2 separate regions of the Homo sapiens genome follow, and region 2 is linked to region 1. The links are chromatin loops, found by intact Hi-C in ENCODE. Cell type or tissue: endothelial cell of umbilical vein. All regions are shown on one strand. Links, peaks and the distances in the headings refer to the core of each region. The heading gives the core; the rest is flanking DNA.

Evidence for each region. A loop is a pair of places that touch in the nucleus more often than their neighbours do. Peaks named below come from ENCODE experiments on the same cell type or tissue, not always from the same donor. Only the 100,000 strongest peaks of a DNase experiment are listed, where the experiment ranks them.
Region 2: a loop joins it to region 1, with 7 times the contacts of the local background. A loop is called at or near these places in 11 of 110 quality-filtered maps.

The regions. Positions count from the first base shown.
Region 1 is chr3:182,734,307-182,737,129 of GRCh38, forward strand. No RefSeq gene overlaps it. Among named protein-coding and RNA genes, the nearest start is that of ATP11B-DT, 58 kb to the right of the region's middle. RefSeq lists a silencer at 1-141. In endothelial cell of umbilical vein, for the core only: no CTCF peak of the experiment used is centred there; a DNase peak (open chromatin) is centred at 1,545; H3K27ac peaks cover 596 bases.
Region 2 is chr3:182,783,846-182,786,668 of GRCh38, forward strand. ATP11B-DT (ATP11B divergent transcript) reads right to left here. Exons shown (of 3, transcript NR_187316.1): 3 at 1-1,020. Among named protein-coding and RNA genes, the nearest start is that of ATP11B-DT, 8.1 kb to the right of the region's middle. In endothelial cell of umbilical vein, for the core only: no CTCF peak of the experiment used is centred there; a DNase peak (open chromatin) is centred at 1,496.

The DNA of each region.
Region 1 (2,823 bases), core at 305-2,804:
CATCCACTCTGCATCCCACTGAAGTCTAATTTATGTTTTTTGGTCACAAGTTCCTCTTTGGGATGCCTACAGGTCTACTCCCTGAGTGAGGAGGCTACATGTCTTATCTTTTTAAGTACCCCTTTCCATGGCTTGTCTGAGCTGAGGAGAGAGTCTGCCTAAGAAGGACCCCACTAACAGGGAGTTCCCTCTCCTGAGCCACAGGTGAGGTGTATCCAAATGAAGGGAGTATATCGGGCAAAGCAGCCAGTGGAGTGTGTGCAGTTTGGGGGATGAGAAAACGGATCAGGAAAAAGGTAACTGTCTAGAGAAGACTGTTCAGGAAGGTGATCAAACAAGGAGAAGGGTCCATGGCAAACATCACAAGTCAAATTTCAAACCCAAGAGCTTAAAGAACCTGGGGATTTCAGCAGAGCCAAAACTGGATAGGCCATCTGGGCAAATACCAAAGAGGACTGTTCTCTTCAGGCGGCTTTTACATGCTCACTGAGACACGGCAGAGGGAAGAACAACTCCAAGCTGAAATGCCCTTGTTGTCAAACTTTCTGGGCCTAGGATCAATGGGGACTTTCTCAAAAATGAGATTCTAGTTCAGTATATTTTGGAGGGGGACAGGGGATGGAGACTATGAATCTGGATTTTTAACAAATACCCCCAAGAAATTCTCATGCAAGTGTTCCATGGACCAGGTTTTTAAAAGCACTGAAATTAGTTATTGTCATGCTCAGGTTAATAGGCTCCATTAAAAAAAGTATCTCCCTGGGGTTTAAAGTGTATATATACATAAATGATTTAAACTATCATATAAGTTAGCATATACTTTGTATTTTTCCCACTGAAAGAGGTACCCCAAAATTATCCCCTGTCAAATTAAATACTACCAATAAAAAAGTTCAGTACCAGGAGGCAAGGAGTGTAGTGAATGACAGGCAATAGTACTTATGATACCCTCCTAATGGCAGGATGCTGCAACATAAAACACTCTTTAAGAGTTATCTTACAATTAATTGTGTCATAGGGCACAAAGCTGATCCGTGTAGAGTTTATATTAGCCCTGTAATAATTTCTATTTCTCTTTATAGTTATCTCTCTTTCTTTTGCATAACTCATGGTTCAAAGGCAATACAAGCATCTCTCTAACATTAAAATCAGTTTAGTATTTTAAGACTTCGAGAGAAAGGACCATAATAGGGTTGCCAAGTAGTATTCAGATCTTGCAACAACCAAGAAAATTACAAAGACTTGGAGAAAACAGTAAAAATAGCAGTGAGTTGATAGTAAGCACTCTATTGTAAAGGAAAAGATAGTGGTGATATGTCTGTTAAAATTGTGGATTTCTTGTTTTGAAGGAATGTCAGCTCCATTTCTAGGGCAGTGACAGCCAGCAATGAAGATTCAGCAGTACAAAGGGTATGGGCATGATGTTTGGCTAGTGTTAAAGAAAAATTCTTCCTAGGTTATGATAATAAAGAGTGAAACCTCTATGGTGCTTTTTTTCATGTGTCTGTTCATTTTTATGGGAATATGGTATGAATTATAGTGCTGGCTTCCGTTGGAATTCAGTCTATTTCCTTGTTGCTTTCTTTATCCTAACATTCTGCAAAATATTTGATATAACTGCCTGCATGACTATGATATTGGCATTCCTTCAAATGCAGTAATTTACTCCCGTACTTAATGCTAGCTTTTACTGAACTATTTATTTGGCTACATGTGCTGTCACTACCTTTATAGAAAGACATTCAAATTTATGTTGCTGCCTGCTTTGTGCCCATTTTAATTGATATGTTTACTTTTTACAGACTATGCAGAAATTTATTCTAATATATTTTGTATTGTAACTCACTTTTTAGTACTAGTATTTCCATTAGAAATAGTAGTACGAACTGTGCTAGTACAGTTCCATTATTTTTCCTTTTGCAGCACCACATGTATGGCAGAAGGCTTAATTAACCAGTCTATTTGTGATGTTTTATTTCTATCTTAGGTACCAATATTTAATGGTAATCAACATATTTCGGTAGAGCTACGTATTTTATATTTTTCAAAGGTTAATAGAATATTATATGTTATACTGTATTACATAAACAAAATTATATCTTCCCCTAAAAACATTTTAAAATCACTTTTAATAAAAGTTTAGAGATAAGGCCGGGTACAGTGGCTCATGCCTGTAATCCCAGCACTTTGGGAGGCCAAGGTAGACAGATCACCTGAGGTCAGGAGTTTGAGACCAGCCAGGCCAGCATGGCGAAACCCTGTCTCTTCTAAAAATACAAAAATTAGCCAGATATGGCGGTGGGCACCTGTAATCCCAGCTACTCAGGAGGCTGAGGCAGGAGAATTGCTTGAACCCAGGAGGCAGAGGTTGCAGTGAGCCGAGAGATTGCACCACTGCACTCCAGCCTGGGTGACAGAGCGAGACTGTGTCTTAAAAAAAGAAAAAAATGTTTAGAAATAAGTCTCCTATTGAGTGTTTGCTATGCTGCAGGCAACTTTATGTGGGTTATTTTATTTAATCCTTATGATAACCTTAAGAGGTAGGTACTATTATTATCCCTATTTTATATATGGTGGAAGTAAGACTCAGTGAGAGGAAGTGACTGGCCCAAGTCACACAACCAGTAAGTGGGCTTTGAGGAGGGCACCAGGAGCCCGTAGGCTCTGCCCCTATCTGTATAATCCTATCTGCCCGCAACGGGATGCTTCTGGCTTCTGCTGTATACACCGAACGAGGAAAAGAGTAAGTGAAAATCTTAGATTCCCGTGCCTTGTGATGTCAACCGTGAGCAGAAAGAGTCACAAACAGGAGTCAGTCCATTT
Region 2 (2,823 bases), core at 296-2,795, 50 kb after region 1:
CGCTCATTTTAGGGAAGCTGGTGGGGACAATACCAATGCTACAAACCAAGTATTTTATCAGAGTTTTAACAGCAACTTGATTAAAGACAACAGATGGAGCTAAAAATAAAAATGGTGGATGCAACCTAAAAACTGGCATCTCTCTCAACAGACTATTGAATTCATTCACACAGGAGAAAAGTTGAATTCTCTTGTCTGACATATCAAAGCCCAATAAAGCAAAAACAAAATGTCATTCAGAATTCTAACGCAACCTTGTGGAATTCTCACACTCAACGAAGTTACCATTAATTATTAATACTTAGTGGAACTAAAATTAGAATTCACATGTATTATTATATTACTCAAGGTTAAGTGATATTTACATCTTTTTGTACAGGTACATACATAAAAACAACATACATGAAATGATACAGAGGAAGACATGTACATATGTTTGTAAGTTTGAAAAACTGTTTACCTTTCCTATTATGATTGAAGGCTTTTTTCCCTCCTTTTTCCACAGTGATGGGGGAAAGTCAGAGTGATGCATCTGACAGTACAGTGATCTCCTCTCCTTTACAATGATGATACTGATCCACCATCATATGACTGAATTGACTTTCTGGTCGTGCTATTGATTCCACTGAGTTACGTGCTCCCTGTTTTTGCCTTTTGGGGCTGGAAATGCAAGCCATGGTAAGGGGGCAGAGATTTTCCTCTCTGTAAAGCAAACGACCACTTCTAGGGGTTGAGCTACAATGTTTTACCTCTTAATAACTGTGGATAAAAATCAAGCAAGCTAAGTAACAAAGCCACATCCCCTCCCCCATCTTCCCCTCTCTGCACAAGCATACAGATACATAAATGCATGCACACACACACATTGACAACATCACTCCTGCTTTGTATAGATGAGATGCAATCTTCTGCAGACAGGCTGCTTCTTCATGCAAGGTCACTGGGTGTGTATATGCTGATTAGCAAGAAGTATTGCTCCATCCAATAAAGTTATTATGTCTCTGTTGAATGATTAAGGACCTGGTCAGTGAACAAGAAAGTCTTAAATGGGAGCTGACAAAACCAACAATTTCTAAACTTTATCTTTTACTCCATGTGTCTGTAATTTCCAACACAGGTATGGTCGGTACCTTTCTGAATACTCTCACCTACAATATTTTTATTATACTCAAGATGGTAGACATAAAATTGTGTTGCTGTTAATAACCTAATTCTGAAGCAGTGTCCCAGGTCTTAAACTATGAACTCCTTGAAGGCAAGGCCTATGGGACTCTTCGCCCAGGCACCTAGGACAATGGCTAGTGTTTGCTACGTGCTTAGCAAACATTTGTGGAATAACTGAATGGTGGCAGAAAAGGTGATGGTGGAGAGAGAGGTCCAGAGGTTAGTATCTGAACACCAGAATAGGAAAGTGCTTAGTATGATTTTATGAATGGGCCACATAAAACTGTCAGCAATTGATTGTAATGACACATTCATGTTGTATTTCACTAGGAATTATCTACAGGAAACCAATTTACCTCACCAGAATAGCAACACTGAATAGTCTGCGAAGTCTCTGACTGAATCAGTATCGTATAGGAAAACACCTCTTACTTCATTTGGTCTTTTCAACTAGTAAGTCATCTTCTTTTACCCTTTTTTACTCATAAAAGTCCATTTTATCATTGATGTCTAGAAAATTCCCTGATTTCTTCACTGATCACTTAAAATCTAGTTTGGTTTTTTGGTTTTTTGTTTTTTGGTTTTTTTTTTTTTTGAGATGCAGTCTCACTCTGTCACTCAGGCTGGAATGCAGTAGTAAGATCTTGGCTCACTGCAACCTCTGCCTCCCGGGTTCAAGCGATTCTCCTGCCTCAGCCTCCTGAGTAGCTGGGATTACAGGCACCCGCCACCATGTCCGGCTAATTTTTGTATTTTTAGTAGAGACAGGGTTTCACCATGTTGGCCAGGCTGGTCTTGAACTCCTGACCTCAAGTGATCTGCCTGCTGTGGCCTCCCAAAGTGCTGAGCCACCACACCTAGCCATAAAATTTCCTTATTCTTTATAGAACAGCTGGTCACACAAACAAACACTTGAGCTCTTGATGAATTCCACAAACTGAGTCCTTGCCCTCCAGAACAGTCTCATGGGGAAGACAGACATTAAAGAGGTTACAGCAAACAATTATATGATGACCAGTGTGCAAAGTACTTGGAGAGATACTGGATACTGTGGGAATGCTAATCTCTTGAACAACTAGCCACTTTCTTCCTGCCTCCCATACAGCAGTCTCTTTGAATCAGTATTTCCCAGTTCTCCACTTCCAACCCATGCTACTTCTTGCAACCTGAAAGAACGGCGCTTGTTTTCTCTTGGATTCAGCATATTTCCCTCTCTCTTACATTTTTTCCCCTCTTTCCACACCCTGGCTTACCTGGCTTCAGCCTTTACTCATCATTTTGTTTCTTTCCTGTCAATCTCCTACTCATACAAATTACATGTACAGTCATTGTAAAATAGTGAAAATATACATGTAATTATGGTGGAGGTAAGGAAATTGAATAATCTTCAGATTAGATTATTTGAAGCTCATTACCTCATTTTAAAATTAGTCTTTGTGGCATAATCATGAATAATTATGTCTTACATTTTCCTTTATTTCTTCTATTCAAAAAATATTGAAGGTGGCTTAAAAATATATATACAGTATAATAAGATATAAAGGAAGTGAAGTAACCAACCAAAAAGAAATTAAGAATAGACAAAATAAGAAGTTGGGGTAAAAGTAATTCACAAAATGTACACCATAGGGTCTGGGCACTGGCTAAAAGTAAGCCTCT